2 separate regions of the Homo sapiens genome follow, and region 1 is linked to region 2. Evidence: read pairs that join two places in POLR2A ChIA-PET (ENCODE). Cell type or tissue: A673. All regions are shown on one strand. Each heading gives the region's core, and the rest is flanking DNA. Links, peaks and the distances in the headings are about the cores only.

Region 1 (4,385 bases), core at 64-4,063, 260 kb after region 2:
ACCCAGGCTTCATCCTATCCCTGTACAGGCCAGAGCCTCCCTCATACTAGCCCTATTTCTGGTCTTCTTAACTCCTCGAACTAATGACAAAGATCTATCACCCTTAACCCTAACCTCCCCCTTGGCTACATGTACCAAGTCCTACCGCACCAAGAGATACAGTCGGGACCCAGCGTCACATCACTCATGGGTGTGCCCAACACTGAGGGAACTGATATTAATATAAGGTTCCCACTCCCACCATGCCTCTTTTCTGAGTGAAACAACAGAAAACTCAATGACCTTATAGGAGGCTGGTGTGTGTGTGACATCCAAGATGCTGGGCACTTTTGGAATCCCCAGCCTTCTCACTTCCCATCCTACAAACAGGAGGGCTTGGTGAATTTACCTGCTGAGACTCTTATCTCACCTTTCGTTCACGCTGTGGTGCCCAGGAGATGCCTGGACACACTCAGGTGGCTCTCCCTCACATAGCGCCTTTTCTCTCACTGCCTACCATACCTCACATCATTCCTGCCTTTTTACTGCCTTTTATTTTCCTCTCCTTTTATGCACCCACCCTTTCTACTTACATTTCCTCTCCCCTTTTCCCTCTGGGGCTTGGTTTCTTCCCATCCTTCTCACTCTCTAAAATCCTGTCCTCTTTCCATCCCAAATGCTTTCCTCTATAACTACCACCACCAGCAACAGCTCTCCATCACCCGTCTCTGTGCTTCCCCTCCCAGGCCTGAGGCACCACAAGGGCGTAAGTGATTTATGAGCCACCTTTTAAACTCAGAAACCAAAAACTTCTGGTGCTTCAAGGGGGCATACTGTGCAATCTTACTGCTGTGATCAGACTCAGTGATAAGGATATCTAGACCAAGACAGTCTCATGGAGAAAGCAAGAAGGCAGAAGGGAAGACTATGGAGCTGGGGCGGGGACTGGCCAGAAAGTCTGGGCAGTGAAGTCTTACTAACCATTATTAGTGTTTTTGGTGAGTTTCACACTGTGGGTGACGATGGAGACAAGTCCAAGTAGGAGGTGAGAGGGCTGGGGATTCCACCGTGCCTCTCTAAATGTCACATCATGTCTTTTTTGGTGGGGTAGGGGACAGACATTTAGGCTGGAGTGCAGTGGTATGATCTGGGCTCACTGCAGCCTCAACCTCTTCAGCTCAAGTGACCCTCTCACCTCAGCCTCCCAAGTAGCTAGGACTATAGGTGCGCTCCACAACGACCAGCAAATTTTTTAATTTTTTGTAAAGATGTCTTGCTAGTTGCCCAGGCTGGTCTCAAACTCCTGGCCTCAGCAATCTTCCCCAGCCTCGCAAAGTGCTGATACTATAGGGATGAGCCACCATACCTGGCCTCATGTCATTCTTTAAATAATTTTCACTTTCTTGTTCACTGTTCATCCTTCAGAAAGTCTATAATGACCATGTCCCAGCACAAACTATGTTTTAGACTATGAGCTCTGGAAGGCAGGGATGACATGTAACTCCATTAAAAGCTCTTTGCATACTATCCTCTGGGAACAGATGTTTAATGAAGGTTTTTTTTTGTTGCTGTAAATGATGAGATGATGTGGTCAATGGAGTTAATAATAGTGACCATGAAGGAAGTGTGATCATGATCAAGTTAATGATGATAACAGTAAGGGCACTGATCAGTGGTGACAATGACAGCATTGGTGAAAAATGAAGCAAGTGGGAACCATGACTTGACCACTGATTCATCCCACAATTATTTAATAAGCATCTGCTATATGCTACACACTCAGCCAGGAATTGAAGATCCACAGATGAAGTAGAAATGGACTCTGTCCACAGGAATTCGCAGTTTATTTTATAATACAGATGAGGCATAAGAGGTTGTGAAAGCACCAAAGAGAGAATGAGTAATTTTACTTGGAGGAACCCATGAAGGCATCAGGGAGGAAGAGACCAAAATATGCAGAGTGGATTGTGGGAGCAGAGGCATTGAAATCCAAGAGACCAGCTTGTTGGGGCTTGGAGCATAGTTCTGTGAAATTCTGGGAGGGATAAGGAGAATAGAAGTGGAGGAAAATGCAGTAAAGGCAGGTCTGGGGCAGACTTTGAAGGGTCTGCATTTGAGGAGTTTCCAGGATTCTCAGGAGGAGGTAGCAAAGGGCAAGTGGATACAGAGAGAACAGTGATACAGTCAAGGCCCAGAGATATCGGTGTGGGGGGTCATAAGTCCATAAGTAATGGTTGAAATAATGAAAGTATAGAAGCTATTTTAGAAGATGGGAACAAACTGGGGTAAGAACAACAGCTGAGGCCGGGCATGGTGGCTCACACCTGTAATCCCAGCACTTTGGGAGGCCGAGGCGGGGGGGATCACGAGATCATGAGATCGAGACCATCCTGGCTAACACGGTGAAACCCTGTCTCTACTAAAAATACAAAAAATTAGCCAGGCGTGGTGGCGGGTGCCTGTAGTCTCAGCTACTCAGGAGGCTGAGGCAGGAGAATGGCTTGAACCCGGGAGGCGGAGCTTGCAGTGAGCCAAGATCGCGCCACTGCACTCCAGCCTGGGCGACAGAGCGAGACTCCATCTCAAAAAAAAAAAAAAAACAACTGAGAATGGAACACTGGAACCACTACTGTTTCAAAGGTATGAGACTAACACGAAGTGGCCAGGGGGCCCTCCAGACCACGGATACTGGTAGAATCCATACACAGTACATTGATACTTCTTTTTTTTTTTTTTAAGAGACAAGATCTTACTCTGTTGCCCAAGCTGGAGTGCACTGGTATAAACAACGCTTACTGCAGCCCCAACCTCCCCGGTTCAAGCGATCCTCCCACCTCAGCTCTCTGAGTAGCTGGGACTATAGGCATGCACCACTACAATCAGCTAATTTTTGTGTTATTTGTAGAGATGGGGGTACGTACCACCTTGATGCCCAAGGTGGTCTCGAACTCCTGGGCTCAAATGATCCTCATGCCTCGGCCTCCCAAAGTGTTGGGATTATTATAGGCGTGAGCCACCACCCCCAGCCCAGAACTGTTTTTTATGTTAAGTGAAAAAAAGTGCAAAATAGGGACGGGCACAGTGGCTCATGTCTGTAATCCCAACACTGGTCCAGGCAGGAGGATCTCTTGAGCACAGGAGTTCCAGGCCAGCCTGGGCAACATAGGGAGGCCCCATCTCTTTTTTTTTTTTTTTTTTTTTTTTTTTGAGACGGAGTCTCGCTCTGTCCCCCAGGCTGGAGTGCAGTGGCGCGATCTTGGCTCACTGCAAGCTCTGCCTTCCAGGTTCATGCCATTCTCCTGCCTCAGCCTCCCAAGTAGCTGGGACTATAGGCGCCCACCACCACGCCCAACTAGTTTTTTATATTTTTAGTAGAGTGGGGTTTCACCGTGTTAGCCAGGATGGTCTCGATCTCCTGACCTTGTGATCTGCCCGCCTTGGCCTCCCAAAGTGCTGGGATTACAGGCGTCCCAGCCAGGGAGGCCCCATCTCTTAGGAAAAAAAAAAAAAAAAAGCAGGGCATGGTGGCACGCATCTGTAGTCCCAGCTACTTGGGAGGGAGGCTTAGCCCAGGATGTGGAAAGATCGCTTGAGTCTGGGAGGTCGAGGCGGCAGTGAGCTGTGATCATGCCACTGCACTCCAGCCTGAGAGACAGAGTGAGACCCTATCTCAGAAAATAATAATACAAAATGGTACACACACTATGTAAAAACGGGATTTTGTTTCATATGGACAAAAATCTGGTCAAGCACACAAATGTAAAAATATGTCATATTAACATCATAGGATTATAGTTTTCCCAATGTCTACTTTTGTCAATTTTTTGCTATGATTACAATAAAAAGATAAAATACTTTGTGAAAAATGAAATAATTATCCCATATTTGAGCTGAGTCCCCTTAGGAAACTGATACCCAGAGAGGGGAATTAATTTAGCCAATATTACTCAACCTTGTGAATAACAAAGCCAGACTTAAATTCTTACCTAAGGATTTTGCCCAGTGCCTGGGCTGTTCCGAGGTGGTATATTGGTTAATTCGGGAGTGATGCCAGTTGTGAGCTTATTGTTTCCTAGCTTCTCTCAATCCATACATAACTGCGACTCTCTTTGTGCCCTCAGAATTCCAACCTGCTTGTTGCTCTTCCAATAGCATGGGGTCTGTACAGCTATTCTGGTACAGGTCTAAGAGTAGCTTTTCATTTACCTCCATTAATGATTTCTTCCTTTTGGCCCAGAGAAGTCCACAAAGCACCTTCCAAAGCCCCTTCCAAGTGCCTTTCAATCACATTCATAAATGATTTGGGGATTATCTACCGCCTTGAATTATTTAGGCCATTGCTTCCCCTCCATTAAAGTGACTCAACTTGGACTCAGTGAAATTTAATATATTCAAATGAAGACAAA
Region 2 (4,385 bases), core at 203-4,202:
CCCAACATCACCCTAAGCCCTACAAAATGGCTATTCCTAAATCAAGGAGGCCCTAGGCAGGAGCTTATAGATTTTGGAACATACTCAAGAACGCACAAGAGATCGAGTTTGAATGCCCCTGATTTAGTTTCATTTTCCAGGATATTTGCTTGGCTTTACTTTGTCAGCATAGACCTGCCTCCTCTAGTATTGTAATCATTACAAGTAAGGGGATAATAGATAATTACAGGGGTATCAATAATATTATTTTATAGCCAAACAAGATATGATTAGAGTTAATGTCAGAGGCTCGGCTGGAGCCTGGGAGGCAGCAATAGACAAGGTGGAGAGGCCCTTATAGTCTTTCTCTATCCTATTTTTACATATGCTTTAATCTCTATAAATCCCTAGTTCTCTAAATCTCCTCCTCAGATGTCTTAAGGGAAAGCTCTAAGATTTTAGGGGCTGAAAGCCAGAGAAGGGTGAACCACAATTTGGTACTTGAACTCTGCTCCCCTCCCCATAGTTTCAGGAGCTGTGGGATCTGCTTTCCCCATGCCCCCCCAGCCTGAGGCTTTGCTCTCAGTCCAAGGCCACTAGGGTCACAGAGACTTTGCAGGTGGGGCCAATGTGAGGAAGACAGGGTCTTATCCAAACCAATTTCATTGTCATCCCCAAGTGGGCACTGGTCCCAAAGTGAAGCCTCTTTTGATCCTAAATTGGCCTTCCCCCTCTCCCCCAGGAACACCTGGGTGGGGCAAAAGCCAGGCTGGGGCTGTGAAGGCCAGTTCAGGGTAGGGATGCAGGAAGGACTGAAAATATTTGTGTTGTTGTTGTTTCCGGGATTTGAGACCAGAAGGGACCAGAAGGCTGGGAAGAGAGAGAAAGAGATCAAGGAAGTGCCTGAGAACAAGGCAAGAGAGAACCCAGGGAAGCTATGAAACCAGCCGGCAAGGGTAAAAAGAATGAGTGAAAGAAAGGGGGCAGGAAGAACAGCAGGAGAAAAAGAAGGAAGGAAGGAAATGAAAAGGAAAAGACAGAAAAAAGAGGAAGAAAAAGACAGGAGGGAAATGAAAATAAGAAAGACGAGAGAGAAGGATCGAAAGATAAAAAGAGGCGGGAGGGAGGCAGAAGCAAGGGTCGGCTGTTGCTCTCCCTCGCCCGGGCGCCTGCAGCAGTCTGGGTGGGCGGGGGCGCCATGACAAAGTGAAGGTCAAGTTAGCATCGTACCTTATAAGGAAGGCGCCGGTCCTCCATTTCAGCCTTTTCTCTGCCAGGACGCGGCCGTGGCATTTCTGGTCTTGTAAACATCAGACTCTTTGGGGCCTTAAAAAAATAAAGACGCCCCTCCTTCCTTTACCGGGGGTGAGCCGGCCGGGGAAAGCGGCGGACAGGGAAATCAACTAATGAAGACTCCGGGAAACTTTTCTCTCTTTTTCTCTCTCTGGCTCCGCTCCCCGCCAGCTGGGGACCCTTCCCTCCCTCCTTCCTCCCCCTCCCTTCCCCCGCCTCTCTTTTTCTCTATCTCCCAGTCTTCTGTACCTCTCGCCGCCGTCTGTAACTCTGGGCTCCCTCTCTCCACTCCCCACTCCCCTACTGCAGGCTTCTAAATCCGTTCCATTCCACTGCGAAGCGGAGCAGGACCTAAGAATTGGAGAGAAAATTAAACGTCATAAAGAAAAGTTCATTTACAGCTTAAATGTCTGAATGTTACGGTTTCCTTCAGAAAACAAGGCGGTACACTCGGTAAGGAGAAGTGAGGCAGCAGGGGTGGGGAGGGCTGGTGCGGTAGGAGGCTTGGTTTTATTTCTTTCTCAGATCCAGAGGCGGAAAGAAAGGGGGAGAAGCAGGAAAGTGCGACAGAAGCGTTTTACCCGGGCAGCTAGCAAAGAAAGATGCTGCAGTCGGTGGAACTGGAAGCAAAGCGCATAAGGGCCCAGTGCGGGGGCAGCGATCCCCGAGCGCTGAGCTGGCTGCGCTGAGGCCTGGCGTGCGGAGAAACAAATATATTGGATATTTGCTGGTCTAGGGGAGGGGTGAGGCAAGAATGGAGGGAGACAGGGAGACCGGGAGCGTAAGGCAGCGCCGCAGCCGGCCCGGCGAGACCGAAAGAGCCCCGTATCCGCCGCGACAGCCTTTGGCGGTGGGCAGTGGGCAGGCTCAGCTCGAAGGCTCAGGGAGGAAGGATCCCGAACTGAGATCCTTGATCCTTTTCCTCCAGGGTAGCACTGGGGATGAACAGAGAGAAAGAAGGAGAGGAAAATAATTGGTGTGGGGATATCTGCGGAGGACTTACCTTTTTCCTGGACCTCACAGCTCGTTTTCGCCTCCTCTGGGCTCATGGAGACATTTTAAGGCCTAATCATTGCTTTTTAAATTGAAATTCTAATGGCAAGGGAAGGGAAGGATGCACAGAAAACAATGATGGGGAATTCTGGTTCAATCTGATGCTCCAAAAGCCTCTAATTGTTGTCACCTCCACCCTCCTCAACTGGAAAAATGGCCTCTGGGATCTGCCCCCACCTCCCACTTTACCTTTCTGATTGAGAGCACCTCCGGGATATTAGGGACCTGAGGGTCTAAGTCCCGGGTGGGAGCCGCCAGGAGCAGGGGTGTTGGTCTGTGGAACTCCCAGGCCTCAGTGCCTGGTGCTCTCTTACCCTGTGTTTTCATCATAAAAAACAAAGGAAGAGGATTTGATTATTTCTGGTGATGTTAAATGATCCTGGCTTTCAAAGCAGCTCTGACCCCAAGATCTAAGGTGATAAGTGTCTCTGCCATAGACGTTTAATCTGGGCAAAGTGCCACTTATGTTACAAAATGCCTGGGCTCAACGGGCTGGAGGGGTAGCCGGGAAGCCCCAGGGAGGGAACAGCAGGCTCTCTTTGGCAGTATCTAGAGTTCGGTGGATAGTATTTTAAACAGTTGAAATGGACTGGGGAGGCCCTTTCTTATGTCCCCTCAGTCTGGGAAGGGGAGCTCCAGTTAGTGAGGTGGTTTATGAGCTGGACGCTTCCCCCTAGTGTGGGAAAGATAGAGATAGCCAGACCTCACCCTACAAAAATGTGCTTCATGTCTGTGACATAAAATTGGCAGGCACTTTGGAGATTTAGGGACTTGCAGAGAGTGGGGCAGGGCCAGACAACCTGGTGAAAGCAGAGGCTGAGGTGTGATTCAGGGTGGGTGGGGGTATCTGAGGGAGTAAGCCTGGGAAGGTATCACCCAAAACCATTTCCTGAGAGAAGCCAAATACACACAATGCACTCCAATATTGAAAAACACCAGATGATCTGCTTGGAAGGGATATAAACAGGCCAGGCGGATGCAAGTTAATAAAACCTGAAAAAGCCCAGGCAGGAACACTTAAAATGCCCCAGAAACAAAGCATACCATGACAAATTCTCACCCAACACACAAGTACACGCACCGGAATGTTCCCCAACACAGAGAAAAAGAGACTTCCCTACCTTGGGCCTCCACTCGTGAACACTCAGGCGTACCTGCCCAGCTCCAAGAGTGTACACAAATGTGTGCACTCTCATAAAATGACCCAAAGAAACCCCTGGGGCCTGCGGGCAGGCACCGGCTGCACAAACACCCCACAGAGCCAGCCCCATGTCTCCTGAGCCTCGCTAATGCACGATCCATACCCGGAGATAAAAGTCTAGACAATAGATGGCTGTTTATGACAACGAGGCTCTCCAAGTTTGGGGCCAGGCGATAAATCTCTGGCGAATCTTCCTGTAACTCAACTTCTGACTGTAGTGAGGAGAAAACCACTGAGCCCGCCGAAAGGAAAGCAGCAAAATGGGGGAGACTTGTAAATCCTGAGCAGAAGGCACTTTCCTTGCTGGGGCAAGGAGGCATAGGCCACAACACTCACCCCACGGAGCAGTCCTCACTGTGGAAGCTTTCGGATCAAGCTCCAGAGCACAGGCGAGTCAGAGTTCCCCACTGCCTGCCTAGGCTTCCAGGTTCCGGAAATCAGGGCAGAATGTGCAGGCAGAAGGCAGGGCCTGGAGGCTGGAACAGATCCCAAACAAATGATTCTTGCTGGGGGCAAAAGATTTTTTTTTGTTTTTGTTTTTGGTGACTGGAATCTTTTTGCTTTGTGTCACCTGAAGTTTTTCACCCCATGCCTTCCCACCCCTCTCTTTTCTTTTTCCTTTTGGATTGATTAGCTGTTTGTTCCCTTTTGCATTTTCGACCCAGGCATCTGATCGCTAATAAAGAGTTGCTGAAGTTGATCTCATAAAAATGCCGCGAGCTCACTTTGATCAGGAGGACTAGGTCCGAGCCTTAATGTAGGAGCTAAAGCCAGAGAATCAGGGCTCCGGCCAACCCGCCTCTGCTCTGTGGTGAGGCGGGAGATCTGGGTGGCCCAACAGGGCAATCCCACCCAGAAA

The links. Peaks named below come from ENCODE experiments on the same cell type or tissue, not always from the same donor. Only the 100,000 strongest peaks of a DNase experiment are listed, where the experiment ranks them.
Region 1: POLR2A ChIA-PET joins it to region 2 with 8 read pairs; 2 of 35 experiments call an interaction of 5 or more read pairs at or near these places.

What each region holds. Positions count from the first base shown.
Region 1 is chr12:54,221,022-54,225,406 of GRCh38, forward strand. No RefSeq gene overlaps it. Among named protein-coding and RNA genes, the nearest start is that of MIR3198-2, 8.3 kb to the right of the region's middle. In A673, for the core only: no CTCF peak of the experiment used is centred there; no DNase peak of the experiment used is centred there.
Region 2 is chr12:53,964,755-53,969,139 of GRCh38, forward strand. HOTAIR (HOX transcript antisense RNA) reads right to left here. Exons shown (of 7, transcript NR_186241.1): 2 at 3,863-4,002; 3 at 2,515-2,640; 4 at 1,522-1,623; 5 at 1,210-1,333. Among named protein-coding and RNA genes, the nearest start is that of HOXC11, 6.2 kb to the right of the region's middle. RefSeq lists an enhancer at 1,627-2,531. In A673, for the core only: no CTCF peak of the experiment used is centred there; no DNase peak of the experiment used is centred there; H3K4me3 peaks cover 1,256 bases; H3K27ac peaks cover 1,044 bases.